Regions from separate parts of the Homo sapiens genome. Here all the other regions are linked to region 1. A link is an interaction called in ENCODE POLR2A ChIA-PET data of the cell type or tissue named here. Cell type or tissue: GM12878. All regions are shown on one strand. Each heading gives the region's core, and the rest is flanking DNA. Links, peaks and the distances in the headings are about the cores only. Region 1 has its middle 46 kb from the start of IDH2. Region 2 overlaps WDR93 (WD repeat domain 93). Region 3 overlaps LOC105370969 (a long non-coding RNA gene).

Region 1 (10,164 bases), core at 4,702-7,201:
GATTATGACAATCAAGCTGATTGACACACTCATCACCTCCCATAGTTACCGTTGTTACCCATTTTTTTAAAAAAAACGAGAACACTTTAGAGGTACTCTCAAAAGATTGTTTTGTAAAGTTGTTTTTAAAGGTTGGGATCACCCAGACTCTAATTCAAGTGACCTTATGGGAGCCCGGGAAGACAGGATTGTAAGCAGGTAAAGGAAACCTCCACAATTCTGTTTCTTGGTGAGGAGAAAGCCTGTCTTGAAGGAGGTGTGGAGGAGGCGGGGGCCGGCAGCCAGTTGACGAACAGCCAGAAGGTGGCAGTGTCTACCTGGGGAGGGGCAGTGGGCTGAGCCCCTGGCTGGGGCGAGTCCTTTATCACACCACAGCCAGGGCCAGCTGTGTGCAGCCCCAGATTACTCCTTGACAAGACTCAGTCCCGCCAGGCCCTCCCCGCAGGCCTGTTTTTTATGCTGGTCTGGCCATGAGGTAAGGCTGGATAGGGACAAAGTGCCCGAGCATGACAGCTGCCCAGGCTGGGCCCAGTTGCACAGCTTGGGTGGCCCTAGCCTTCGAGCTCTAAATCGAGTCTCCTCCTACTCCTAGCCCATGGCAGTCGGGCCCCGGACATTCTCCTCACTGCTTCCAGGATTCTAGAGGGCTTTCCAGTGCCCCTGGCCCCAGTCCTGCAGTGTTGACCTCCTGAGTCCCTGCCTCTCACTTCCCGGTGATGTCCCTCTGCTCTGTGCCCATCCTAGAAAAAAAAAAAAAAAAAGCCCTCTTTCTATGCTTTCTTTTTTCTTTCTTTTCTTTCTTTCTTTTTTTTTTTTAATGAGACAGTCTTTTTCTGTCACCCAGACTGGAGTGCAGTGACGTGATCTCAGCTCACTGTAACCTCTGCCTCCCAGGTTCAAGCGATTCTCCTGTCTCAGCCTCCCGAGTAGCTGGGACTACAGACACCCGCCACCACACCCGGCTAATTTTTGTATTTCTGGTAGAGATGGGGTTTCACCATGTTGATCAGGCTGGTCTTGAACTTTTGACCTCGTGATCCACCCACCTTGGCCTCCCAAAGTGCTGGGATTACAGGCGTGAGCCACAACGCCCGGCTTTTTCGTATTTTTAATGGAGATGCGGTTTCACCATGTTGGCCAGGCTGGTCTCAAACTCCTGACCTCAGGTGACCCACCCGCCTCAGCCTCCCAAAGTGAAAGTGCTGGGATTACAGGTGTGAGCCACCGTGCCCGGCCTTTCTATGCTTTCTTGTCACATGAGCTACAGCTTTTACTGAAGGCTTGGGCAATAGAGGGGTGTACTGGGGTGTACTTAGTAGGAAAACAAACCATTTCAAAAAGAATAGTACAGATCCTGTTCTTAAAAGTCCTTTGAGGTCTGGCATGGTGGCTCATGCCTGTAATCCCAACACTTTGGGAGGCCAAGACAGGCAGATCACAAGGACAAGAGTTCGAGACCAGCCTGGCCAACATGGTGAAACCCCGTCTTTACTAAAAATTAAAGAATTAGCCGGGGGTGGTGGCATGCGCCCGTAGTCCCAGCTACTCAGGAGGCTGAGGCAGGAGAATTGCTTGAACCTGGGAGGCAGAAGCTGTAGTGAGCTGAGATCGCACCACTGTACTCCAGCCTGGGCCACAGAGCAAGACTCCATCACCAAAAAAAAAAAAAGAAAAGAAAAAAAAAAAGTCCTTCGAGGCTGGGTGCAGTGGCTCACTCCTGTGATCCCAACACTTTGGGAGGCTGAGGCGGGCGGATCACCTGAGGTTGGGAGTTCAAGACCAACATGACCAACATCGAGAAACTCCATCTTACTAAAAATACAAAATTAGCTGGGTGTGGCAGCACATGCCCGTAATCCGAGCTACTCGGGAGGCTGAGGTAGGAGAATCACTTGAACCCAGAGGCGGAGGTTGCAGTGAGCTGAGATCACGCCATTGCACTCCAGCCTGGGCAACAAGAGTCTCAAAAAAAAAAAAAAAGCCCTTTGGTCTCCCCGCCACTGTGAAATTCTCAGTGGACACATACCTCCCAGGCTCTGCCCTTGCCATTTTGTTTTCTCCCTCCCTCCTCCCTCCTTCACCCTTCATTTCTATGACCATCTTTCCATTTCTTCTTCTCTTTTGGGGTCCCTCGCCCCCAAGTTCCGGTTAACGTTCTCTGTAAAGCCGTTTGATTCCTCCTGTGTTTAAACATCTTCCTTCAACTATGTCCTTAGCACCTCCCCTTCCTCAACAAAAGTGGCTATCAAGATATTTTCCTAAACAAAAACCGGTCTCACCCTGCTAAATGCATTGGAAACTTACCACCTGGTGTATATATTGGCCTCCTGAGCAATTGATTAGTCTGAGTCCACAGCTGGGACCTGGCTCTCCTCTCCACCAGCTGCCAGGCGGAGGGCAGACCCAGGGCCCCAGGGGTGAATTTGTCAGGGCAAAGGCCTCTGTGGGCAGCCTCTTGGCAGCCTGCCAGTAGCCCCTTCTGGCAGCGTCCCACCTCTCCCGGCATCACAGATCAAGCCTCAGAAGAGCAGGGCCTAAGGAGAAAACCCGAGAGTGACGATGGCAAAGAGTGATCACAACACCCCAGGTGGGTGGACTCCGGGGGAACGCAGAGGTACTCGGGCCCAGAGCTGGTGGGAGAGGGGAGGTGATGGGAAACTGGACACCCAGAAAGTCCCACCAGCATGGAAATCCACTGGGGGGCTCAGCACCCCTGGAGAGGCACTGGGAGTTGGGAGGATCAAAGGAAAGACAGGGCTCTCACTGCCGGTGAATAGGACAAGCTGGGAAGGAAACAGACAATGCTTTCCAGGTTGGATTGCCAAGGCAGAGAGGCAAGAGAGGGGATGGAGAGAAGTCTTCAAAACTGCCATTCAAGGCCAGGCACAGTGGCTCTCCACCTGTAATCCCAACACTTTGGGAAGTTGAGGCAGGAGGATCGCTTGAGCCTAGGAGTTTGCGACCAGCCTGGGCAACATAGCAAGACCCCGTCTCTAAAAAAGTAGAAAACTTAGCAGGACATGGTGGTGTATGCCTATAGTCAGAGCTATTCAGAAGGCTGAGGTGAGAGGACTGTGTGAGCCCAGAACATCTAGGCTGCAGTGAGCTGACATCACACCACTACACTCATTCAGCCTGGACGACAAAGTGAGACCCTGTCACAAAAAAAGAAAAAAAAAAAAAACAGGCCAGGCATGGTTGCTCATGCTCATAATCCTAGCACTTTGGGAGTTTAAGGCAGGCAGATTGCCTGAGTTCAGTAGTTTGAGACCAGCCTGGCCAACATGGTGAAACCCGGTCTCTACTAAAAATACAAAAATTAGCCAGGCATGGTGGGGAGCACCTGTAATCCCAGCTACTCAGGAGGCTGAGGCATGAGAATCACTTGAACCTGGGAGGCGGAGGTTGCAGTGAGCTGAGATCGCACCACCGCACTCCAGCCTGGGTGAAAGAACTAGACTCCATTTCAAAACAAAACAAAAACCAAAAAACTGCTCTTCAATAAGCCCTTACCACGTGTCAGGCACTGAACACTGACAGCAGCTAACAATTACACTGACTTACTCCACACCAGGCTTGTTCTAAGCAGCTGCTGTCCAATAAACACATAATGCAAGCCACATAGGTAGTTTTGTTGTTGTTGTTAATGTTTGTTTTTGGGTTTTTTTTGAGATGGAGTTTCACTCTTGTTGCCCAGGCTGGAGTGCAATAGTGTGATCTTGGCTCACCGCAACCTCCGCCTCCCGGGTTCAAGTGACTCTCCTGCCTCAGCCTCCCGAGTAGCTGGGATTACAGGCATGTGCCACCATGCCCGGCTAATTTTGTATTTTTAGTGGAGATGGGGTTTCTCCATGTTGGTCAGGCTGGTCTCAAACTCCAGACCTCAGGTGATCCGCCCGCCTCGGCCTCCCAAAGTGCTAGGATTACAGGCGTGAGCCACTGCGCCTGGCCTAGTAGTTGTTTTTTAATTTATTAATTTACTTTTCACCATGGCAGAAAAGAGCGTAGTTTTAAAAACTCTAGTAGCTGCATTTTTAAAAGTAAAAACAAAAAACCCACTGGTGAAATTAATTGTAATAATATATTCTATTTAGACTGAGTGTGGTGGCTCACTCCTGTCCTCCCAGCAGTTTGGGAGGCTGAGGCAGGCAGATCACTTGAGGTCAGAAGTTCAAGACCAGCCTGGCCAATATGGGGAAAGCCCGTCTCTACCAAAAATACAAAAATTAGCCAGGCGTGATGGCATACGCCTGTAATCCCAGCTACTCAGGAGGCTGAGGCAGAAGAACCGGTTGAAGCCTGGAGGTGGAGGTTGCAGTGAGCCGAGATGGTGCCACTACACTCCAGCCTGGAGGTGGAGGTTGCAGTGAGCCGAGATGGTGCCACTACACTCCAGCCTGGGCAACAGAGTGAGACTCCATCTCAAAAACAAACAAACAAATAATATATTCTATGTATTACAATATATTCTATGTAACCCAATATAATCAATAATTAGGGAGTTATTTTACTTTTTTTTGAGACAGGGTCTCACTCTGTTGCCTAGACTGGAGTGTGGCACGATCACAACTCACTACATCCTTGACCTCCCCTAGGCTCAGGTGATCCTTCCACCTCAGCCTCCCGAGTAGTTGGGACTATAGGCGCGTACCACCAGGCCCTGATAATGTTTTGTATTTTTTGTAAAGATGGGGTTTCACGATGTTGCCCAGGCTGGTCTCAAACTCCTGGACTCAAACAATCCACCCACCTCAGCCTCCCAAAGTGCTGGGATTACAGGTATGAGCTATTGCACCTGGCCTTTTTTGTATGAAGTCTTCAAAATCCGATGTGAATTTATGCATACATCACATTTCAGGGTTTTTTTGTTTGTTTTGTTTTTTTGAGACAGGGTCTCACTCTGTCACCCTGGCTGGAGTGCAGTGGCACAATCATGGCTCACTGCAGCTTTGACCTTCTAAACTCAAGCAGTCCTCCTTCCTCAGCCTCCCGAGTAGCTGAGACTACAGGCACATGCCACCACACCAGGCTAATTTTTAAATTTTTTTTTTTTTTTTTGTAGAGACAGGGTCTCACCATGTTGTCCAGGCTGGTCACAAACTCCTGGGCTCAAGCGATCCTCCCGCCTCAGCTTCTCAAACTGTTGGGATTACAGGTGTGAGCCACTGTGCCTGGCCTCCCGACTCAGCCTCCCAAAGTGTTGGGATTACAGGCGCGAGCACCACGCAGGGTACATCTCAGTTTAGACAAACCACGTTTTCTTTTTGTTTTACTTTTTCTTTTTTTTTTTTGAGATGGAGTCTCGCATTGTTACGATCTCAGCTCACTGCAACCTCCGCCTCCCAGGTTCAAGCAATTCTCCTTGCCTCAGCCTCCCAAGTAGCTGGGATAGACAAGCCACATTTCAAGTGCTCAGTAGGTACTGTGGCTGATGGCTACACTATTAGATGCAGCTGTCTAAGTGCTTTAGCTGTGTTAGTCCTCACAACTGTGCTTTTGTTATCCTCATTTTACAGATGAGAAAATTTACACAGAAAGTGCTTCAGCACTTTGCCCATTGCTACCCAGAAAGAAAAGGGCTGAGCTGGAATCTGAGCCACCAAGGTCAGCCAACTGAGGGTCCACAGTCTGGTGTCCTAACAACTGTGCTATGCTGTCAGCTTCACAAATCTCATCTCCCATAGGAGGTCATCAAAAAGCTGCTTGCAGCTGGGTGCAGTGGCTCACACCTGTAATCCCGGCACTTTGGGAGGCCGAGGCAGGCAGACCACTTGAGGTCAGGAGTTCAAGACCAGCCTGGCCAACATGGTGAAACCCCATCTCTACTAAAAATACAAAAATTAGCCAGGTGTGGTGGTGCGTGCCTGTAGTCTCAGCTACTTGGGAGGCTGAAGCAGGAGAATCTGCTTGAACCCTGGAGGCGGAGGTTGCAGCAAGCCAAGATTGCGCCACTGCACTCCAGCCTGGGTGACAGAGCAAGACTCTATCTCAAAAAGAAAGAAAGAAAGAAAGAGAGAGAGAGGAAGGAAGGAAGGAAGGAGGGAAGAAAGAAAGAAAGAAAACAATAATCCAATATATAGGCAAGAGCCCTTACTTCTCTACTACTTACAGTCTAGTGTTCAGAGAATGTAGGAGTGAGCCCAGAGAGCTTCCCAAGCCTACCATGTCGTCACTGCCTACAAGAGTCCCTGAAGATGGCCACACAAAACCCTGGGGCTTACTCATACATGTTCACAGTTTCATTTTCTTATCATATTGGTCAGTTTCATCTACACTGGAACGTGGTTCCACCTATCTTTCTGTTCTCTGATAAGCTTCAGCTCAAGGGGAAACATTTCTGGGGCCACAGGTTCTGTTGCCTGCCTCTGCAAAGAGCACATTACGCAAAGCAGATGTTCTGTGCCCAATTCAGTCTCTGCTATCAGAAAAGCTGTGTTCAGAGCCACATGGAGCCTGCAGCCTCCTGCTTTGCGGGAATGTTTGTGTAAAGGTTCCTGGCTTTCTCTTTGTTTACATCTGACTGTTTACCTTTCAGTCCCATCTCGTCTTCTGCTCAGTGAACAGTTTTTGCACTGGCAGGAGCCAGGTCGAACAGTTCCATAAACTGCTTTTTTATGGTTCTCAGTAGAGCAGAGGTTTGAAATTAGAGAACCTGAATGTTGGCTCAAGGAGGACACAAACTCCCTGAATTAGTGTCCAAATCTATGTGTGTGTGTGTGTGTGTGTGTGTGTGTTTGTGTCTTTCTAGGGGGTGGTTCCTTATTCTCATTGGATTTCCAAAGGGGTCTGGAACCCACAACAGGGTCAGAACACCTGGGTATATGGTGGGCCCCAAGGGGCCACCAAATGGAACGTTCTGCCGTCTGCTCTTTGGAATATTCTTCTGGCCAAGAGCCACCACTTCCCTGACTCCGGCCTTTCTCTTCCCCACTGTCACCAACAGGGGATATAGGCTTTCTATTGGGCACCACTCCTCACTGAGAACTGCTCTCAGGGCTTTCTGAGCCTGTTGGTGTGACTGCGGTGGTGGCAGCTTGCAGGAGAGACACCTCACTCTTTGCTTTGTGGGATCCTCTGCTTGGTCCCTGACTCACAGACTGAAGCTCAAATTCTAGCCACGCACCAAAAAGTGACCGACAGCCGGGCGCGGTGGCTCGTGCCTATAATCCCAGCACTTTGGGAGGCCGAGGCGGGCGTTTCACCATGTTGGCCAGGCTGGTCCCAAACTCCTGACCATTGCATTTGTTTGCAATGTAATTTGCAAACAAATTTGGTAGGCTGCCATAACAAAAGTTCCACAGACTGGGTGGCTTAAACCGTAGACATTTAGCTTCTTACAATTCTAGAGTCCAGAAGTTCACAATCAAGGTGTCTGCAGAGCTGATTTATTCTGAGGTGTCTCTCTTTGGCTTGCAGATGGCCATTTTCTCCTTGTGTCCTCACATTTTTCCCTCTTGCATGTCTGTGTCCTAATCTTCTCTTCCCTTTTATTTTTTTGAGGCAGAGTTTTGCTCTTGTTGCCCAGGCTGGAGTGTAATGGCGTGATCTCGGCGCACTGCAACCTCTGCCTCCCGGGTTCAAGCGATTCTCCTCCCTTAGTCTCCCAAGTAGCTGGGATTACAGGCATGCACCACTACACCCGGCTAATTTTGAATTTTTAATAGAGACGGGGTTTCACCAGGTGGTCAGTCTGGTCTCAACTCCTGATCTCAAGTGATCCGCCCGCCTCAGCCTCCCAAAGTCCTGGGATTACAGGCATGAGCCACCGTGCCTGGCCCTGCCTAATCTTCTCTTCTTATAAGGACAGCCATCCTACTGGATTAGGGCCCACCCTAAGGACCTCATTTTAACTTAATTACCTCTTTAAAGACTTTACCTACAAATACATATGAAGCTAGAACTTCTTGGTGAACATAATTCAGTCCATACCACTATCTTACACTTCTGTGATTACAAAAGCAACATATGCTCCCTGTAGAAAATATGGGAACATCAGAAATGGAAAAACTAAGACAAGAATCTCTGCAAAAATCTTGTTTTTTTGTTTTTATTTATATTTATTTATTTTGATTATTTTTGTTTTGAGACAAGACCTACTCTGCCACCCAGACTGGAGTGCAGTGGCACAGTCACAGCTCATGGAAGCCTTAAGCTCCTGGGCTCAGACAATTCTTTGGCCTCAGCCTCCAAGTACCTGGACTACAGGTGTGCACCACCATGCACCATGCCTAGCTAATTTTTAAAATTTTTTTGTAGAGACAGAGTCTCACTATGTTTCCCAGGCTGGTCTTGAGCTCCTGAGCTCAAGCAAGCCTCACACCTCGGCCTCCCAATGTGCTGGGATTACAAGCATGAGCCACCGCACCTGGCCCTGTTTTTTTTTTTTTTTTTAAGTGTATAAAGTAAAAGTGAAAATATACCCTTCATTCCTCATTTCTACCTTCTTCCCCAAAGAACACTGCTGTGATAGTGAGGGACCTTTTTTGGGTTTGTCCAAACTGCTTCCAGTAACATCCTTGCCCTCCAGCTACACCTGTTCCTGCTGGTGCTCTGGAGAACAGGCCCCTTGTGCCGGGGTTGCTGGTGGATCAAATCTTTGGGCACAGTCACAGGGATTCTGCAGAAGTGGAATTGTTTTGTCAAAGGGTATACAAAATGTTCATAATTAGAGCTCAGATTTAAAAGAATTTTTTTTTTTTTTTTTTTGAGACAGAGTCTCACCGCGCCCGGCCTAAAAGGAAATTTTAAAAGAAGGCATGTAAAGATACAGGAGACCTGGCCAGGCACGGTGGCTCATGTCTGTAATCCCAGCACTTTGGGAGGCTGAGGGGGGTGGATCACAAGGTCAGGAGTTTGAGACCAACCTGGCCAAAATGGCAAAACCCCATCTCTACTAAAAATACAAAAATTAGCCGGGCGTGGTGGTGGACACCTGTAATCCCAGCTACTCCAGAGGCTGAGGCAGGAGAAGCGCTTGAACCCAGGAGGCGGAGGTTGCAGTGAGCCGAGATTGTGCCATTGCACTCCAACCTGGGCGGCAAGAGCAAGACTCTGTCTCAAAAAAAACAAAACAAAAAAAAAAGACACAGGAGCCTGTTAGGATAGCCTCCCTACGGTACTGGTACTGAAATGTTAACCGTGCTTGATCTTAGGTAATGGGGCAGGAAGTTGTTTTTCCTTCCTTTGTCTTGCTACCTAGCTGGATTTTCTACATTTTCTTTCATGAGCTTGTGCTACTTTTTGTAATGGAGGAAATAAACAACTGTAATAGAATGCTGCCAGAGAAGACAATTGAAAGGAACTTTTGGTTCTGTTCAGAAAGGGCAGGCCTGCTGCTAGTAGCTGCAGGGGACAGACAGCGGATGGGGCAGGGGGATTTCTGGCAGAGGCTGAAATGGAAGGTGGGACCTGTGGCCAGTGTGGTGGGGGCGGGGCAGTCTCTGCCTTTCAGACCTGGGAGGGAACTGTGTGCATGAGCTTTGCCAGGGAGGGAGGTAGCTCTTAGCTGGTCCAAGATAGGCCGAAGAGTTTGTAAACAAGTGCCTGGCTACTCAAAAAAAGTTTAGGTCCTTTGGCCCAGACTAGTTCTATCCCAGGCTACTGAGAAACGGGATGCTGAGTCCCTGCCACTGGTCTTTGAAAAACGACAATGGAAGATGCGCTGAAAGATTGGAGAGGGTCAAAACGCCATTCCCTTTCCTGAAAGGAAGGCAACAGAAACTTCAAACATTGGGGCAGAGGGCTAAGCAAGATTAAAGGGTGACTCAGGACCCCGTAGAAAAGGATGTGACAATTCATGGGAGCTGGAATGGGTCATCAACTGCAGCCCCAGACCAACCTCAGCTCGTGATGTGAGGCACAGAGATCCTAGATTCAGCAGGTCTCCTAACAGACTTATTATTGTTTGCAGCCAAGATGGAGAAATATGGAGTAGACACTAGAACGGTCAGGTCAAATGACAGCCCCCAAATCAGTGGACTGATGCCAAGGTGAGGCAGGTCTCTAAGTCCATGTCAAAAGGCTCTGTTCGCCTTGTTGCCCAGGTTGGAGTGCAGTGGCATGGTAACTGATCACTTCAGCCTCAGCCTCTGGGTTCAAGGGATCCTCCCACTTCACCCTCCTGAGTAGCTGGGACTACAGGCACCATCACACCTGACTAATTTT
Region 2 (10,164 bases), core at 4,872-7,371, 410 kb before region 1:
TTATTAATTACCTAATGCTAAATAACAAACCACCCCAAAACTTAATGGTTTAAGAAAATAGTCAGTGTTTAGTCCTTGAGTCTGTAGGTCAGCAATTTGGACTGGACTCAGTCCGTTTCTTCTACTGGTCTCACCTGGGCTCTCAAATGTGCCTTCAGGCAGCTCACAGCTCTTCTAAGATAGCTTCACTCACACACCTGGCAGTTGGCAGGTTATTGGCCAGTGCACCTCGGTTTTCCTCATGGTCTCTCCTGCAGACTAGTACAGCCTTTCTCACATGGTAGTCTAAGGGCTCCTAGCAGCAGGAGAGGGCAACCATAGCACACAAATGCTTTTCAAGCTTCTGCTCATGTTACATTTGCTAATGTCCCATTGGGCAAAGCACATCCCACATCCATGCCCACATTCAAGCAGTAGAAAAACAGACTCCATCTTTTGATGGGAGTCACTGCCAAATACAGCCAACTGCTTTTCAATCTACCACACCATTTTTCTAAATTCATCATTCCTTTGCTTTCCCTTAAGAATTAACCACATTTAGGCCAGGTACAGAGGGTCACACCTGTAATCCAAGCACTTTGGGAGGCCAAGGCGGGTGGACCACTTGAGCTCAGGAGTTCAAGACCAGCCTGGGTAACATAGTGAGACCCCTTCTCTGTGAAAAGAACAAAAATTATTAAAAAAAGAAAAAGAATTAACCACATTTGTATGACTGTATCTCTAAACAGTATATTATTTAGCTATGCATATTTAGGAAACTTACAAAGCAAACCATATTCTATATATTCTCCAACTTGTCTTCCTTCCTTCCTTCCCTCCGTCCCTCCTTCCTTCCTTCCTTCCTTCTTTCCTTCCGTGCATCCTTCTTTCCTTTCTTTCTTTCTGTTTTGTTTGGTTTTGTTTGAGACACGGTCTCACTCTGTAGCCCAGGCTGGTCTTGAACTCCTGGGCTCAAAGTGCTGGGCCCCCAAAGTGCTGGGATTACAGGTGTGAGCCACTGCACCCAGCCTCCAACTTGTTTTTCAATGGTATTTATTCTGCATCTTGCTTTGCAACATTGTTCACAAGAGCCATACATGTTGATGCATGTAGCTCCAGTTCTTTTATTTTCATTACCATATTATATTTCATTGTATAAGATACCACAATGACTTAAGCATCCTCCTAATAGATATTTGGATTGTTCTTAATTTTTTGCTACTATGAACAGCCTCCTCACATATTTCTTGATTTCTCTGAATTTCTCCAGGATATATGCCTAGAAGAGGATATCAAAACTTTTAAACTCTTAAAGTAGGAGAATGTCTGTATATTTTCTGTCCTATAGGCCTGTAAAGCACCTGGATAAAACCATCTGTGCCGTGGCCCCAGTCCCAGCCTTACCTGGCATGGTAGGTTCCCCATGCCTCTCTGTAAATGCCCCATGCCTCTCATTTCTCTTCTGTGAATGTGTTCATCTGTCCTTTAGAAAATGCTTATTGAAGGCCTGTTATGTGTTAGGCACTGGACTAGCTTTCGGGTTTACAAATAGAAAGAGAAAGAACCTGCCTTCATGGAGCACACAGCTCATTTGGGAAGACAGAGAAGTCACCAGGCAGCTGCCTTAGAACATGAGAAAGGCTGTGATAGGGATTTTTTAATGGATGCATGGAACAGAGAGAGGGTCACCTAACTCAACCTGCAGAAGTTGGCAGCAGGGGAGGACTGTGTTTTCTGGAGGAGGTGACAGCTGAGCTGAGCCAGAGGAGTTGAGAAGGCAACACCATGGAGGCAAGAGAGCACCACGTGTCCCGGGCACTGCAGGAAGTCCCAGTATCTGCCACATGAGATTGCTGTGGAATGTGGAGAGGGAGGAGGCTGGGGCGGGAAGACAGGTGGGCCAGACCATGGAAGGTCCTGTACACTGCGCAGAAGGATACAGATGTGTCCCTGTGTGGGATGGGGCTCAAACAGAGAGGTCAGAGAATGGGAACAGCATATTTAGAGCAGGGATGGAGAGTTGAGAGATCTCAGTTCGGCGATGGACTCCACATTCTTCACTACCTGTGGCTGTTGCCAAAGGAGAGGGAAGCGTGCGCGGTTGATCCTCGCTTGCAGAGGTGATTCCCCAGTCCTTACAGGGCCCACTTCAGGCCTGGAGAGAAAGTCTGTGATTCCTGGTGTGGCCCTACGGAGGGTGAGGGGCCTACAGGACCCCCAGGGGAGGCTCCAAGAGAGCCAAGGGCTGAAAATGTAGATTCCATGCTCACCAGCCAGGTACAGTTAGTGAGAGGTGGTTGAAGTGGGGCGTACAGCAGGTTCCCCTTGTTAAAGAGAGGGAGTGAATAGAGAAGAGGTTCCCATGGGCACTACCATCACTTACAGGACCTGGAAAATCAGTTCACAAAGTGACCGTGAGGGGCCCCAGGGAAAACTGCATGGGGACAGTCCTGCAAGCAGAGAGGAGAGTCTAAAGAAAGTGAGAGCAGTGTCCTGTGCTGCAGAAAAACCAAGAACATGGTGGAGACGAGTGGCTGAAGCTGGGAGACAGACGCAGGAGGTGGGGGAGTGGACAGGGTGTGGAGAGACCCTCTTGTGTGGGGAGGGGAAAGTGGTGTGGCAGCTGGAGGAGGCTGTTGGGTCAAAGGGGGCTTTTTTTTTTTTTTTTGAAACGGAGTCTCGCTCTGCCGCCCAGGCTGGAGTGCAGTGGTGCAATCTTGGCTCACTGCAAGCTCTGCCTCCCGGGTTCACACCATTCTCCTGCCTCAGCCTCCCGAGTAGCTGGGACTACAGGTGCCCGCTAGCACGCCAGGCTAATTTTTTGTATTTTTAGTAGAGACGAGGTTTCACCGTGTTAGCCAGGATGGTCTCGATCTCCTGACCTCGTGATCCGCCCACCTTGGCCTCCCAAAGTGCTGGGATTACAGGCATGAGCCATCGCGCCCGGCCAAAGGGGACTTTCTAAGGATGGGGAGAGTTTAGTATGTTCACTGCAGAGGAAAGAGCCCAGGCAAGAGAGCATCCCCAGCTCAGATCTCAGGCCAGGAGGGGCTGTTAGATTGAGCAAGGTCCCTGAGGCAGTGGGAAGGAAAGGCATTGGGAGCACAGGTGAGAAATGGAATCTTGGCTACATGGAGGGTGAGCTCTTCAGCAGAGAAGCAGAGAACTTGGAAGAGAGGCTGGGAAAAAGGGGAGGAATGCATAGCCCTGGAGCAGACAGCATGTGGAGGAGGGTCTGTTGGCTGAGGGGGACCCCAAGCACACATGTGTGTGCAGGTCTCCAGCAGCCCTGGATGGATCCAGAGGCTGGGGCCCAAGAGGTTTTATGTCCAGCTGCTTCTCTCATTCCTTACTGGGGTGACCTCTACACGACCTTCCTGTGAGGGACAGAGTCCAGTAGAAGCCCCCCTCACCATCTCTTTGCTTCCCAGGTGCTCATCTTTTCCAAGAATGGCTCTGTGTGCCTTATGGATGTGGCCAAGCGTGAAATCATCTGTGCCTTTGCCCCTCCGGGAGCCTTTCCTCTGGAGGTCCCCTGGAAGCCAGTGTTTGCTGTGTCTCCAGACCATCCATGTTTCCTGCTCCGAGGTACAGAAAGGGACCAGGGCTGATGCCCACTGACCATTTCCCTGACTTAGTTCTCTCACAAACAGAGAGAGCCCCTCCGATCTCCTCCCCACTCTGTGTCCCCCTCTACCATAGGCCAAAGGGTACCGCAGCTCAGTCCTCACAGGGCACTTAGATAAAATGCCAGCAGGGTCTTCTCTCTGAAGTCACAGCTCAACCCAGATGACCCAGCCTTTATAAGCAGAGAGCAGCCCCCACCTGCTCACCTGGACCACAGAGCCCACTGAGAAAGCGATTGTTACACAGAACATGGTGTTCTTGTCTCGTCACAGGAGACTATTCACATGAAACTGCGTCCACCGACGATGCTGGAATCCAATATTCTGTTTTCTATTTTAATTTTGAGGCCTGCCCACTCCTGGAAAATATCTCAAAAAATTGTACCATTCCTCAAAGGGACTTGGATAACATGGCCTTCCCCCAAGCACTGCCACTGGAGAAGAGATGTGAGCGTTTCCTCCAGAAGAGGTAAAGAGCTCTGTGTCTTCACCCCCTCCCACATCTGAGGTTGTCTCTGGATTGAGGGATAGTGGAGTTTCTTTCATGGTAAATCCTTTCAGCATTGAAATTTCCCCTGGCTGGGCGTGGTGGCTCACGCCTGTAATCCCAGCACTTTGGGAGTCCGAGGCAGGCGGATCACCTGAGGTGAGGAGTTCAAGACCAGCCTGGTCAACATGGTGAAACCCCGTCTCTATTAAAAATACAGAAATTAGCTGGGTGTGGTGGTACATGCCTGTAATCCCAGCTACTCGGGAGGCTGAGGCAGGAGAATTGCTTAAACCTGGGAGGCAGAGGTTGCAGTGAGCCAAGATCGCACCACTGCACTCCAGCCTAGGTGACAGAGCAAGACTCTGTCCCAAAAAAAAAAAAAAAAAAAGAAATTTCCCCTAAGTGAAGGGTTCTACCCCATGATAGCCCATGAGCTGCACTCCACCTCACATGTGGATTGGTAGAAAAAGAGTCATTAATTCAGGCTGGGAGAAAAGAAGGGCTTCCAGTTGGTGTTTTCTTCCTGTCAAGATCATCTTTTTAACTTTCTCAATTCCCTCTTAAAAGTATGTTTAGGCCAGGCCCGGTGGCTCATGCCTGTAATCCCAGCACTTTGGGAGGCCGAGGTGGGCAGATTGCTTGAGCTCAGGAGTTTGAGACCAGCCTGGCCAACATGGCGAAACCCCATCTCTACAAAAAACACAAAATTAGCTGGGTGTGGTAGCACATGCCTTTTGTCCCAGCTACTCTGGAGGCTGAGGTGGGGGAGAATTGCTTGAACCTGGGAGGCAGAGGATGCAGTGAGCCAAGATCGTGCCATTGCACTCCAGCCTGGGTGACAGAGTCAGACCCTGCCTCAAAAAAAAAAAAAAAAAGTATGTTTGGATTATTAGACACAATCCTTAAGATGGGGTTGGCAAACTATGACCTGTGGGCCATATCCAGTCCACTGCCTGGTTTTGTAAATAAGGTTTTATTTGAACACAGCCGTGCCCATTTGTTTATGTATTATCTATGGCTACTGTATGCTATGGCAGGATTGAAGGCTGCGAAGGAGACAGCATGACCTATAAAGTCTAAATTATTTACATTCTGGGCCTTTACAGAAAATGTTTGCCAACCCATGATCTAAGACCCCTTTCTTTTACCCATCATTCAGATAAACCGTTATGTGTGTGTTTCTCCTCTTCCCCTTCCTCTTTCCACTCTCCCTAATCCTGCAAGCACTGTTTTCTTGCCCTCCTTTCTGCTATCAAAGCATAAGGAACAGTACTCAGGCCATTCTGGAGAAATAGGTGTCTCTTCTAATCCATCTCACAATAAATTTCTGGGGATTTGCAAATCCTTGTTGATGATTCCTTTTGGGATCTGACCACACATTTCGGGTGGACTGGGGTCATCAGTGGAGTCCTGGATCCTCGTCCCGGGCCTGCCACTACAGAACTAGGTGGCTCTGGCAGGTTCCTTTCCTTCCAGTGCCTAGATGTTCCTATGTATGTAACGTGACCTCTGAGATTCTGTGATCTCTCCAATCACCATAATGTCTCTTCACGACTGTCTCCCCCTTTCTCTGTGTAGACTCTTTACTCAGGGAAGAGTCACTTCACGACTATTTCCCCCTTTCTCTGTGTAGACTGTTTACTCAGGGAAGATTGAAGTAGACTGGTTAAGATATGCAGGTCTGGAGCCAAACAGACCTGAGTTTGATTCTGACACTACCACTTACAATGAGACCTTGGGCGAGTTACTCAGCCTCCTCATTCAGTCAAAAAACACATATTGTGCACCTGTGAGATGCCAGGCTGTGTTCTGACCATTTTAATGATGCCTGATTTTTTTTGGCTTAAGGTATTAAGTGGGATGATACATGGAAAGTACCAGGCACAGAGTGGTTGCTCAGTAAATGGTAGTTATGACCATGATGATGGCTCCCTGCTAATCCAAGTTCATGCCTGGGAAAATTCTAAACATTACCACTAGGTGGCACCATAGCTCCTCTCCGCTTCCTAGCTCATACCTGCACTTAACAGGGGCGTTCAAGTCCTTCCTGCATTGTAGTGGGTCGCTGGGAGGCTCTCGGTACCTCCCGGAGGGAAATGTGCCTATTCGTCAGGAGACGAATATGGTCTCATGAGTCTCTGGGGAGAGAGAGGCAATGAAGAAGGCGATGGTTGACATTGGCCCTCTCTAAAGGTCTACCAAGAATGTTCAACTATTCTTCACAGGGAGGGTTTTTGTTTTTTGTTTTTGTTTTTGTTTTTGAAACAGAGTTTCACTCTTATCACCCAGGCTGAAGTGCACTGGCGCGATCTCGGCTCACTGCAACCTCTGCCTCCCGGGTTCAAGCGATTCTCCTGCCTCAGCCTCCCCAGTAGCTGGGATTACAGGCATGCGCCACCACGCCCGGCTAATTTTTGTATTTTTAGTAGAGATGGGGTTTCTCCATGTTGGCCAGGCTGGTCTCGAACTACTGACCTCAGATTATCTGCCTGCCTCGGCCTGCCAAAGTGGTGGGATTACAGACATGAGCCACCACGCCTGGCCTGATTTTATTTAAAAGCTGCAAATGTATAGATTACTTTTTTAAAAAGTGTTAAATTGGCCGGGCGCGGTGGCTCACACCTGTAATCCCAGCACTTTGGGAGGCCAAGGCGGGTGGATCACCTAAGGCCAGGCGTTCGAGACCAGGCTGGCCAAAATGGTGAAACCCCGTCTCTACTAAAAGTACAAAAATTAACCGGGCACGGTGGCAGGTGCCTATAATCCCAGCTACTCAGGAGGCTGAGGTAGGAGAATTGCTTGAACTCAGGAGGTGGAGGTTACAGTAAGCTGAGATCATGCCATTGCACTCCAGCCTGGGCGACAGAGCAAGAATCTGTCTCAAAAAAAATAAATAAATAAGTGTTAAATATTCTTTATTTGCTATTACACATAAATCACACCAGAATCTCTTTCAATAAGTAAAAGGGATTTTATTTTATTTTTATTTTGTCTATTTTTTGAGACAGGGTCATCCAGGCTGGAGTGCAGTGGTGCAATCACAGCTCACTGCAGCCTTGACTTCCCGGGCTCAGGCAATCCTGCCTCAGCCTTCCGAGCAACTGGGGCCACAGGCATGCGCCACCACACCCAGCTAATTTTTTTATTATCTGTGGAAGCAGGGTCTCCCTATGTTGCCCAGGCTGGTCTTGAACTCTTAGGCTCAAGTGACCCTCCCACCTGGGCCTTACAAATTTCTGGGACTATCAGTGTGAGCCACCATTCTCAGCCTAAAAGAAACCATTACAGATACAGGGAATTCTACTTAGATTGGCAGAGTTAAGGTCAAAAATATAAAGTACACATTGCTACTTTACCTTCAGCCCTTTCCTTTAAGAGGCAAATCAACACAAAATATGGTGCATCTTGCTTGGTTCTGAGACAGTGAAGGAATTTCTCCAGTGTTTAAATATATTCATATAACCGGTTATATAAATCTAAATATAAAACCTATCTCCAATACTTTTTTTTTTTGAGATGGAGTCTCGCTCTGTCGCCAGGCTGGAGTGCAGTGGCACAATCTCAGCTCACTGCAACCTCTGCCTCCCAGGTTCAAGTGATTCTCCTGCCTCAGCCTCCCAAGTAGCTGGGACTACAGGCACATGCCACCATGCCCAGCTAATTTTTGTATTTTTTAGTAGAGACGGGGTTTCACCATGTTGGCCAGGATGGTATCGATCTCTTGACCTTGTGATCCACCCGCCTTGGCCTCCCAAAGTGCTGGGATTACAGGCATGAGCCATCACACCCGGCCTCCAATACATTTTTAAGATAGCATTCACCATTTTTGTGAAAAGTTGGACATTACCAGCCAGGTGCTGTGGCTCACGCCTGTAATCCCAGCAGTTTGGGAGACAGAGATGGAGGATCACTTGACGCCAGGAGTTCAAGATTAGCCTGAGCAACATAGTGAGACCCCATCTCTACATCTACATCTATAAATAAAAAATTAATTAATTAAATTAATTAAAATCTTATCTCCACATAGATGGAGAGCCTCAAAACAAATCAAAGCTATGGTCATTGTCTTTCTCCCCCAGAGTACTCCTCTTCCTGTTTGCCTAAGCATTTTAACATCATTCACTTGCACCTCCTTCCCTACCACAACCCCACTGACAGCCCCCCCTCCACCCTGCTAAGCGTGCCCGTCTCTGTGTGCACTCTGAGGGGTGAATCTTGGGCTTCTCTGATTTTTCTGTAGTGAACATGCACTTATTATTTTTTTTTAAACAACTCTTACTTTTTTTTTCTTTTGAGATGGAATTTTGCTCTTGTTGCCCAGGCTGGAGTGCAATGGTGCTATCTTGGCTCACTGCAACCTCCATCTCCCAGATTCAAGCGATTCTCCTGCCTCAGCCTCCTGAGTAGCTGGCATTACAGGCACGTGCCACCACGCCTGGCAAGTTTTGTATTTTTAGTAGAGACGGGGTTTCTCCAGGTTGGCCAGGCTAGTCTCAAACTCCCAACCTCAGGTGATCCGCCTGCCTTGGCCTCCCAAAGTGCTGGGATTACAGGCGTGAGCCACCGCGCCTGGCCAACAACTCTTACTTTTTAAAAGACCCAACTCAAACTGTCTTTATAAAAGTTGGAATCATACAGTGTGTCTTTTTGTGACTGGCATATTTCAGTCAGCGTAATGTCCTCAATAGTCATCCATGGTGGAGCATGTGTCAGAACATCTTCCTTTTCAGTCTGAATGTTCCGTTGTGTGTAATACCACAGCTTGTTTGCAAATAGCCTTTTAGTTCCTCAGCTCGCCATCCTGTCTACCCACATGCACCTCACAGGTAAGAATGCTAGACCCATCATTCCTCCAGGAAAGGCCTTCTGAGCACCTGCTGTGTACCAGGCTGAGCCCTGAGGACACAGAGGCGATGCAGGTGTGTCCTCTTAGAGTTTCTCATAGGAGCACAGGGTAGTCGAGGTCTGCCCTGGGGGCTCGGGAGCTGGGGAAGTGAGAGGAGATTCCTCTCATCACAGTTGTGTGGCCCTCAGCTATCGGAAGCTGGAGAAGAACCCAGAGAAGGAGGAGGAGCACTGGGCCCGGCTTCAGAGGTACTCCTTGTCGCTCCAGAGAGAGAACTTCAAGAAGTGAGGCTGCCACCGCCCTGGGATCTCTGAAAAGGAGGTTTCAGCCACGAGGCAGCTGCTCCCAGGACACTGAGGCCAAGAGAAATGTAACAGAGCCACAGCTCCACAGGCCTGCACTCGGAGTCTGGGGCCTCTGCAGAGCCAGCAAGGGGAAAAGTATAATCTGGGGGACCTTCAACCACTAAGCCTCTTGTCAGAGCCCTCAGGCAGGCAGATGTGTCACCCAAATAAACAGTGATATTGTCTCCAGACTCCCAAGTTGCTGTGGTATATAACTCATCGTTCCCACGCAGTCCAGACCCCAGCAGGGCCCAGATGATGGTTTCAACCAGAGTCCTCGGCCTGGTGAGGACCACTCACCTCCTAGGCCCTGGAGAGCCACTGTCCTCAGATGAGCAAGACACCCCGCCCACCTGTTTTCCCCACCCATTTCTCCCTCCCACGGCTGGCTCACACCTTTATAGAATAGCTTTGAGGAGGTGAGGCTCAGGATGGTGGCGTAAGGGCCTGAGGCCACACAGGTACGAGAGGCAGAGTGGGAGGGAGAGGTGGCAGGCAGGAGCTGGGCCACTGCTGCCCCTGGCCTGCTGGCTCAGGAACGCTAGAGGTGGCTGGGCAGAGAGATGCCTTGTTCTTCTCTAGAAACTGTCCTCCCCCAAAAAACAGACGGAGGGGTCCCCAGCAGCCCAAGGGATCCGTGAGGACCCTGTGTGGAACCTTGGAGGCTGAGGGGGCTCAAGTGTCCCAGCCTGGTCCTAGGCCTGCTCAGTCTCTTGGGTGAGAAACTACCTGGGAGGGTGACTGCACTCAGAGTTTGTGATGGCTGCTGTTTTGCAGCCCCATCCACCTCCTCCCTGGGTCACATACCACATTCCTTGTTGGCCAGACAACTTCCATGTGGCACTGATGCTGGCTAGCTGACTGTCCCCCGGGATGAAG
Region 3 (10,009 bases), core at 2,775-5,274, 700 kb after region 1:
GCTGGGCATGGTGGCACATGCCTGTAATCCCAGCTACTCAGTAGGCTGAGGCAGGAGAATCGCTTGAGCCTGGGAGGTGGAGGTTGCAGTGAGCCAAGATTGCACTATTGCATTCCAGCCTAGGCAACAAAAGCAAAACTCCATCTCAAAAAACAACAACAACAACAACAAAAACACGCAAATGGGGGCAAAGCTAGGGAGGGGAGAGTCAACTGGTCTCCTACTGGAGTTTGGAATCTGCAGGTCTGTAGAGAAGCAAAATTTTGCATTGCTATCACTAACCTACAAGTTAAAGAGTTGTAAGTAGTCTTCATAGAATGGAGTCAGATAATCCAAGGGAGGTCCTGGAGAGTCTAGATAATGCACAGTTTTTCAAAGATGTACAACTGTTTTCAAAGATGTACAAATATGTACAACTCTGACCACTGATGTCCTTCACCTGGCCAACTTAACCCACACCTCCTCCAGGAAGCCATCCCTGATGCCCAAGACTGGGTTAAGTGCCAGCCCCTGGGCTCCCTCAGTGCCTTGAATTTCTGATCACACTGTTCCGTCTCCCTCATCAGATCTATGAGATTTTTTTTTTTTTTAAGACAGAGTCTCACTGTGTCACCCAGGCTGGAGTGCAGTGGCACAGTCATAGCTCACTACAGCCTCAAACTCCTGGGCTCAAGGGATCTTTAGCCTCCCCAGTAGCTGGGACTACAAGTGTATGCCACCATGCCCAGCTAATTTTTAAGTTGTCAAGACAAGGTCTTGCTTTGTTACCCAGGCTGGTCTCGAACTCCTGGGCTCAAGCAATTTGCCTGCCTCGGCCTCCCAAAGTGCTGGGATTACAGGTGTGAGCCACTGTGCCTGGCCTGATCTATGAGATCCTTAAAACAGAAGCTGTGTCTTACCCACCTCTCACTGTGCCTTTGAGAATCAAGGGACACGTGGTTGAATGAATGAATGAATGAATGAGAGAAAAAATGAACAATACAGGGTCCTAAGCCAAAGTGGTCCACAGGGCCCCCATAAACCCGTAAAAGACTGACGAGACAGCTGTTGAAGGTCTGCATGTGTACCTGTGAACACAGACAGGCTTCAATCTCAATCTTAATAAGGGCTCCTCAGAAATGAAGCTCAGGAAGCAAACAAACATGGGAAATGATGGCTAAACACAAACAGGTGGGTTTTGCTTTTATTTCCTTTTAACCATAGGACTCCTGAGTCCTTGTAATATATAGTAAAGAGTCTTGCTCTGTTGCCCAGGCTGGAGTGCAGTGGCACAATCACAGCTCACTGCAGCCTCGAACTCCTGGGCTCGAGCCATCCTCCTGCTTCAGGCTCCTGAGTAGCTGCGACTACAGGTGTGCACCACCACACCCAGCTAATTTTTAAAAAATTCTTTTAAGAGACAAGATCTCACTATGTTGCCCAAGCTGGTCTCAAACTCCTGGGCACAAGCAATCCTCCCACCTCAGCCTCCCGAGTAGCTGGGACCACAGACACACGCCACCATGCCTGGCTAATTTTTGTATTTTTTGTTGAGACAGGGTCTCTCTATGTTGCACAGGCTAGTCTCGAACTCCTGGGTTCAAGCGATCCTCCTGCCTCATCCTCCCAAAGTGCCGGGATTACAGGCGTGAGCCACTGTGCCCAGGCTAACAGCCTTTAATATATTAAAGTACCCCAGGAGGGAGAATGCAATGTTTCCATGTTTTCCTTATCTGACTATAAAACAATTTTTTTAATGGACCAGAGACGATGGATTCATGGAGTTACTGTGAGGAAGACACTCAGCATCGTGCCTGGTATCGTGTGTGCTTCATAAACGCCAGCCATAGCATGATTCTTTATAAAGGCACCAGCTGCATTTATGGAGTAAATGCCTTTCTTGTGTCATCTCGCTTGACTGGCAAAGCCATAAGGCCAGGTGAGGAAGATGAGGCAGGGGATGAAGAGGATATAACACGTAGGAGGTGAAGTCACTAACCCAAATCCTTGCAGCCGGCAAGTGGTCAGAATTCTTGGACCAGGTGTGAGGCCTTAAGAGAACAAGCTAGCCCAGGGCTTGGCATGAAGTAGGTGCTTAATAAAGATTGGTTTTAGCCAGGCGCAGTGGCTCATGCCTGTAATCTCAGCACTTTGGGAGGCTGAAGCAGGAGGATCACTTGAGCCCAGGAGTTCCAGACCAGCCTGGGCAACACGGCTAATCCCTGTCTCTACTAAAAATACAAAAAGATTAGTCGGGTGTGGTGGCGCGTGCCTGTAATCCCAGCTACTCGGGAGGCTGAGGCAGGAGAATAGCTTGAACCTGGGAGGTAGACTTTGCAATGAGCCAAGATCGCACCACTGCACTCCAGCCGGGGCAACAGAGCAAGACTGTCTCAAAAAAAAAAAAAAAAAAAAAAAAAAAAAGACTGGTTTCTACCATGCCTCCCTCCTCCCTCCTTCCCATTCAGCCCAGAGGTTCTGGCAGGGCAGACAGAGCTCCAGGCCAAGGACCCCCAGGTGGATGTACAGAGCAGACCCAGGCTGAGCCCAATCTTTCCACCCTGCAGTTCAGCTCCTCCCTCCCCTTTCTCTTCCCAGTCTTCCTGAACCTGCACCTGGCCTCTCTGCACACCCCCGCGTTATTTGGGGATGTAAGAACTCAGGGTTCCCTCCCTTATTACTTCTCCTTGTCCATCCTGGTGATAGTGCTTGACTCTCAACACACAAAAGGGGCTTTAAAATGATCCTTTGAAAAAATAATTTTTTTGCTGGGCACAGTGGCTCACGCCTGTAATCCCAGCTCTTTGGGAGGCCAAGACAGGCGGATCACCTGAGGTTGGGAGTTCAAGACCAGCCTGATCAACATGGAGAAACCCCGTCTCTACTAAAAATACAAAATTAGCTGAGCGTGGTGGTGCAGCTCTTCGGGAGGCTGAGGCAGGAGAATCGCTTGAACCCAGGAGGCGGAGGTTGCAGTGAGCCGAGATCATGCCATTGTACTCCAGCCTGGGCAACAAGAGTGAAACTCTGTCTCAAAAAAAAAAAAAAAAAAGAAAGAAAAAAAAGAAAAAATAATTCTTTAAAACTCTTTTTTAGAGACAGGGTCTCACTCCATCACCCAGGCTGGATGTCATCATAGTTCACTGTAACCTTGAACTTCTGGGCTCAAGCAATTCTCCAGCCTCAGACTCCTGAGTAGCTGGGACCACAGGCGCATACCACCACGCCTGGCTAAAACTGGTTCCTTTTTTTTTTTTTTGAGACAGTGCCTTGTCCTGTCCCCCGGGCTGCAGTGCAATGGCACAAACACTGCCCACTGCAGCCTTGACCTCCTGGGCTCAAGCGATCTTCCCCTACAGCCTCCTGAGTAGCTGGCACCACAGGCACGTGCCACCATGCCTGGCCAAATTTTTTTTTTTTTTTTGTAGGGATGGAGTCTCACTATGTTGCCCAAGCTGGTCTCAATCTCCTGGGCTCAAGCCATCCTCCTGCCTTGGCCTCCCAAAGTGCTGGGATTAAAGGCATGAGCCACCGTGCCCAGCCTAAAAATGGTCTTGATTCAATGAGTGAGTAAATGAAGCCTGTGCCCAGGGCCTGCCAGGCCCCCTGGGGCTGCCCACAGGGTAAACACAGACCCACACGGAGCCCCACTCCAGGCCTGGTCGAAAAAAATGCTGCTCCAGCTGAAGGCTTTCTCAGAGAAATGACTCAGCCTGAGCACTCAGATGCAACTTCCACGTTTTATGGACTGAAGGTGCTTTCATAACAGCTGGTGATGATGAGCCAGAGGCGGGCTATAAACAGAGCGGTGATCTGGTCCTGAACACTCAGGTCTCAGCCCCCACCCACAAGCAGGGCCTCTGAGGCTGTGGCTTCTCCACACTGGTGCTGCTTTGTGCTGGCAAATAGCACAGGCCCCCAAAATGACCTGGAGGCTCCTTAACTGAGGAGGCAGATGAGTGACAGGGCCAGACCTGCAGCCTCAAGGGCCTGGCTGTGCCCTCCCTAGCTCCCTTGGGCCTGGGAGCCTTCCATGAACCTGTGGCCTGGGACCAAGAGCATGGGGGGCCTAGTGATGTGCCTGGTGGGGAGCGGGGAGTGCTGCCAGCAATGACAGTCCCGCTGGGGGGACGTGGTACAGACTCACTGAGACACAGAACCCTGTGAGCAAGGGGGGTTCACTTAATCCTCCCTGAGGACTCAGACAGGTGGGCTGCAGGCAGTGGGGTAGCCTTGCCTCTCACTCATGCCCACCCACCCATTTGCTCATTCATTCAGACAAGCGTGGATTGAGTATTTTCTTTTTTTTTCTTTTAAAGACAGGGTTTTGCTCTGTCGCTCAGGCTGAAGTGCAGTGGCATGATCTCAGCTCACTACAGCCTCATCCTCCCAGGCTCAACCGATCCTCCTGCCTCGGCCTCTCAAAGTATTGGGATTACAGGCGTGGCCCACGCCTGGTGAATTGAGCACTTTCTTTCTTTTTCTTTTTTTTTTTTTTTTTTTTGAGATGGAGTCTCACTCTGTCATCCAGGCTGGAGTGCAGTGGCATGACCTCGGCTCACTGCAACTTCTGCCTCCCGGGTTCAAGTGATTCTCCTGCCTCAGTCTCCCAAGTAGCTGGGATTACAGGCACCCACCACCACGCCCGGCTAGTTTTGTATTTTTAGTAGAGATGGGGTTTTACCATGTTGGCCAGGCTGTTCTTGAACTCCTGACCTCAGGTGATCCATCCGCCTCGGCCTCCCAAAGTGTTAGGATTACAGGCGTGGGCCACTGCGCCTGGCAAATTGAGCACTTTCTTTTTTTTTTTTTGAGACCGGGTCTTGCTCTGTCACCAGGCTGGAGTGCAGTGGCCCAATCTCAGCTCACTGCAACCTCCACCTCCCAGGTTCAAGCGATTATCCTGCCTCAGCCTCCAAGTAGCTGGGATTACAGGCACGCGCCATCACGCCCGGCTAATTTTTTGTATTTTAGTAGAGACAGGGTTTCACCGTGTTAGCCAAGATGGTCTCGATCTCCTAACCTCATGATCCACCCACCTTGGCCTCCCAAAGTGCTGGGATTACAGATGTGAGCCACCGTGCCCTGCCAAATCGAGCACTTTCTAAGTGCCCACCTGTCAGCGTCACCCCAGGCTTTCCCATCTCAGCCCGTGGCTCCACTCTCCTCTAGCTACTTTGGCCAAAAACCACAGAGTCATCTTGGATCCCAATTTTTGCTTCACCCCCACATCCAATCTTTCGGCGAGTCCCGTCTGCTTTACCTCGGCACATCATCAGTGCGCTCAGTGCACTTCCCAGCCACCTCCCACGCTGGGCTGCTAACCTTCTGCCAGGTCACCATAGCTACCACCAGCTCCTCCTGACCCTTTGGCCTTGGTCTCTAAAACCCATTCTCCTCTCATCAGAGTGACCTCATCCCAGCATCATTCTGACCATTTCTCATCTTAAAGTCCTCAAAAGGGTCCTATCAGATATTAACAATTTTTAAAGAAATTAAGACAGAATGGCTTTGGCATCTGGCTATTAAAAAAAAAGGGTAGGGGGGGCCGAGTGCGGTGGCTCATGCTTGTAAACCCAGAACTTTGGGAGGCCAAGGTGGGAGGGTCCCTTGAGCCCAGGAGTTCGAGACCAGCCTGGGCAACACAGAGAGACCCTGTCTTTACAAAAACAAAATTAGCTGGGTGTGGCGGCACATGCCTGTAGTCCTAGCTACTTGGGAGACTGAGGTGGCAGGATCACTTGAGCCTGGGAGGTTGAGGCCGCGGTGAGCTGAGATCATGCCACTGCACTCCGGCCTGGGTGACAGAGTGAGAGCCCATTTAAAAATGAAAAATAAAGGGAAAAAAAAGGACAGAACAGGAGTCCCGGAGACAGAACCTTGCATAAATGAGAATTTGCCGTATGACAGAGAAGCATCACCAACCAGTGGGGAAAAGATAGACTCTTTTATAAATGGCGTTGGGACAAGTGGTGATCCATATGGGAAAGTAAAATTAGATCCCCACCTAACACCACACACACAACTCCAGGTGGATTCAGGACTTACATGTGAATAACAAAATTTTAACACATTTAGAAGAAAATATAGAAGAATATTTTTATGACCTCAGGGTAAGGAACAATTTCTTTTTTAAATAAACTTTTTGTTTGATTACAACATGCATAGTGTACAAGTCATAAGGGTGCCGCTTGATGAAATTTCACAGTGACCCCAGCTGTGTAGCCAGCATCCAGATCAACAAGCGGGATGTAAGGCCAGGCACGGTGGCTCACTCCTGTAATCCCAACACTTTGGGAGGCCGAGGAGGGCGGATCAGAAGGTCAGGAGTTTGAGACCAGCCTGGCCAATATGGTGAAACCCCGTCTCAACTAAAAATACAAAAATTAGCCCGGCATGGTGGCACACACCTGTAGTCCCAGCTACTTGGGAGGCTGTGGCAGAAGAATCGCTTGAACCCTGGAGGCGGAGTTTGCAGTAACCCGAGATCGTGCCACTGCACTCCAGCCTGGCGAAAGGGCGAGAATCCGTCTAAAAAAAATAAAAATAAAAAACACAACAACAAATGGGACATAGCCAGTGCCTTCCAAAGCCCCCACGTGCCTCTTTTTTTCTTTCTTTTTTTTTTTTGTTTGAGACGGAGTCTTGCTCTGTTGCCCAGGCTGGAGTGCAGTGGCATGATCTCGGCTCACTGAAACCTCCGCCTCCTGGATTCAAGCAACTCTCCTGCCTCAGCCTCCTGAGTAGCTGGGACTACAGGCACACACCACCATTCCTGGCTAATTCTTTTTTTATTTTTAGTAGAGACGGGGTTTCACCAGTTGGCCAGGATGGTCTCGATCTCCTGACCTCATGATCCACCCGCCTCAGCCTCCCAAAATGCTGGGATTGCAGGTGTGAGCCACCACACTCAGCCTTCTTTTTTTTTTTTTTTTTTTTTTTTTGAGACGGAGTTTTGCTCTTGTTGCCCAGGTTGGAGTGCAATGGCACGGTCTCGGCTCACCGCAGCCTCCCCTTCCTGGGTTCAAGTGATTCTCCTGCCTCAGCCTCCCCAGTAGCTGGGATTACAGGCATCCGCCACCACACTCGGCTAATTTTTTTTTTTTTTCTTTAGTAGAGACAGGGTTTCTCCATGTTGGTCAGGCTGGTCTCAAACTCCCGATGCCAGGTGATCCTCCCGCCTCAGCCTCCCATAGTGTTGGGATTACAGGCGTGAGCCACCGTGCCCAGCCTTTTTTTTCTTTTCTTTTCTTTTTTTTGAGATGGAGTCTCACTCTGTTGCCCAGGCTGGAGTGCAATGCAATGGCGTGATCTCAGCTCACTACAACCTCTACCTCCCGGATTCAAGCGATTCTCCTGTCTCAGTCTCCCAAGTAGCTGGGATTACAGGTGTGTTCTACCACGCCCAGATAATTTTTGTATTTTTAGTAGAGACAGGGTTTCACCATGTTGGCCAGGCTGGTCTTGAACTCCTGACATCAAGTGATCCACCTGCCTCAGCCTCCCAGAGTGCTGAGATTACAGGTGTGAGCCACGGCACCCAGCTCCTCATGCCTTTTGACAGGAAAGAGTATCTTAGGCACAAAAGGTATCAGCTACAATGGAAAAAAATTGATGAGTCTGATGATATTGACATTTAAATCTTAAGTTCAACAAAAAAAAATGCCACAAGATTAAAGGATACGTACAGCTGAGCACCATGACTCGTATCTGTAATCCCAGCATTTTGGGAGACTGAGGCAGGCAGATTACTTGAGCTGAGGAGTTTGAGACCAGCCTGGGCAACATGGCAAAACTCTGTCTCTACAAAAAATACAAAAATTAGCCAGGTGTGGTGGCGTATGCCTGTAGTCCCAGTTACTTGGAAGGCTGAGGTGGGAGAATCACTGGAACCTGGGAGGCAGAGGTTGCAGTGAGCTGAGACTGGGCCACTGCACTCCAGCCTGAGTGACAGAGCAAGACCCTGTCTCAAAAATAAATAAATAAATAAATAAATAAATAAATAAATAACAGATATGCACAATATGGAGGAAATATCTGCAATATAATCAGCAAATTGGTATCCAGAATATGTAAAGGTCTTCTGCAAATCAAGAAGAGAGACAACCAACCCAACAGAAAATTTGGCACAGGTTATGAACCTTATAGGAAAAAAAAGCCTAGATGGCCAATAATCATATGAAAAAGAGGCTCTGGGCTGGGCATGGTGGTTCATGTCAATAATCCCAGCAATTTGGGAGGCCAAGGTGGGAGGATCACTTGAGTCCAGGAGCTGGAGAACAGACTGGGCAGCAAAGTGAGACCTCGTCTCTACAGAAAACAAAATAATTAGCCGGGCATGATGGTGCATGCCTGTAGTCCCAGCTACTCTGGAGGCTAAAGCAGGGGGATGGATTGAATCCAGCAGATGGAGGCTACAGTGACCTATGATCATGCCACTGCATTCCAGCTTGGGCAGCAGAGTGAGACCCTGCCTCAAAAACAGAAAAAGTCTCTGTCTCAATAGTATCAGAGACATGTAAATTTTTTTTTGAGATAGTCTCACCCTGTTGCCCAGGCTGGAGTGTACTGGTGCAGTCTCAGCTCACTGCAACCTCCACCTCCTGGGTTCAAGCAATTCTCCTGCCTCAGCCTCCCAAGTAGCTGGGATTACAGGTGTGCACCACCACGCCTGGCTAATTTTTGTATTTTTAGTAGAGACGAGGTTTTGCCATGTTGGCCAGGCTGGTCTCGAACTCCTGACCTCAAGTGATCCACCCACATTAGCCTCCCAAAGTGCTGGGATTACAGGCGTGAGCCACTGCGCCTGGCTGAGAAAGGTAAATTAAAACAACAAGGAGATATTATGTCTCACCCATCAGATAATTTAAAATGGAAGAAAACATAAAAGCTGATATTATTAAATGTAGACCCAAATGAGACTCCTTAAAAACACCAGCTCTGGGCTGGGCGCGGCGGCTCATGCCTGTAATCCCAACACTTTGGGAGGCCGATATGGGTGGATCACGAGGTCAGGAGATGGAGACCATCCTGGCTAACACCGTGAAACCACATCTCTCCTAAAACTACAAAAAATTAGCCCAGCATGGTGGCACGCACCTGTAGTCCCAGCTACTCGGGAGGCTGAGGCAGGAGAATCACTTAAACCGCAGAGGCAGAGGTTGCAGTGAGCCAAAATCACATCATTGCACTCCAGGCTGGGCAAAAGAGCAAGACTTCGTCTCAAACAAACAGACAAACAAATAAAAACCCACCAGCTCTGGAGAAGATTGGTAAAGCCACTTGGAAGTGACACAAAATGGCAGCTTGAAGGTCAGGTCAAGATCAGGGTGAAGGTGAGAACATCTGTGAGCATTCCTCTTCCAGGCAGAGACTCTACAGAAGCTCTATGAGCATCCCAGGAGGAAGAAATTGGAAACGTCATCAAGGAGATACACAAGGTATGATACACTCATACAATGGAAAATGGCCGGACAAATGAAAGAAACAACATCAAAGTGAATTATCATAAGATACACCAAGCAGGGCCAGGGTGGGGCCAGGTCCACCTCTCCTGTTGCCCAATCTTGAAGGTGGCAGAGGACCTTTGAGGCACCTTGCTGGCCCACTGAGGAGCTGTGGCCGAGGCACACGCCCATCAGGGCTGACTCCTTGCTGGGAACTGGGTCAGGTGGATGGACGTGGTGACGAGCAACAGTGAGGTTTCCCCCACATCCTTTCACCTGCCCTGCTGCGTCTGCTGCTGAGTCAGGATCCATCTGGGGAGCCACCGTGGGACACTCTCCCCTATGGGAGAGTGGTAAGGTTCTGGAGTAACACATGGGACTGGAAATGTTTCTGTGGCCATTTTTATTTTTATTTATTTTTTTAAGACAGAGTCTTGCTCTGTTGCTCAGGCTGGAGTGCAGTACTGTGATCTCAGCTCACTGCAACCTCTGCCTGTGGGAGTTCAAGCAATTCTTCTGTCTCAGCCTCCCAAGTAGCTGGGATTACAAGCACCCACCACCACGCCTGGCTAATTTGTGTATTT

Evidence for each region. Peaks named below come from ENCODE experiments on the same cell type or tissue, not always from the same donor. Only the 100,000 strongest peaks of a DNase experiment are listed, where the experiment ranks them.
Region 2: POLR2A ChIA-PET joins it to region 1 with 5 read pairs; 3 of 35 experiments call an interaction of 5 or more read pairs at or near these places.
Region 3: POLR2A ChIA-PET joins it to region 1 with 5 read pairs; 2 of 35 experiments call an interaction of 5 or more read pairs at or near these places.

The regions. Positions count from the first base shown.
Region 1 is chr15:90,143,023-90,153,186 of GRCh38, forward strand. No RefSeq gene overlaps it. Among named protein-coding and RNA genes, the nearest start is that of IDH2, 46 kb to the left of the region's middle. RefSeq lists enhancers at 519-1,053, 6,167-6,376. In GM12878, for the core only: no CTCF peak of the experiment used is centred there; a DNase peak (open chromatin) is centred at 6,259; H3K27ac peaks cover 692 bases.
Region 2 is chr15:89,734,163-89,744,326 of GRCh38, forward strand. It overlaps WDR93 (WD repeat domain 93), which reads left to right. Exons shown (of 17, transcript NM_020212.2): 14 at 1,328-1,391; 15 at 3,411-3,567; 16 at 3,879-4,074; 17 at 9,130-9,476. The coding sequence ends at 9,229. It also overlaps a transcript of MESP1 not described here. Among named protein-coding and RNA genes, the nearest start is that of MESP1, 12 kb to the right of the region's middle. In GM12878, for the core only: a CTCF peak has its summit at 6,070 (motif pointing right); a DNase peak (open chromatin) is centred at 6,119.
Region 3 is chr15:90,841,649-90,851,657 of GRCh38, forward strand. All of the region lies in intron 2 of LOC105370969 (a long non-coding RNA gene), which reads left to right. Among named protein-coding and RNA genes, the nearest start is that of FURIN, 22 kb to the right of the region's middle. RefSeq lists enhancers at 3,191-3,807, 3,565-3,684. In GM12878, for the core only: no CTCF peak of the experiment used is centred there; a DNase peak (open chromatin) is centred at 3,794; H3K27ac peaks cover 681 bases.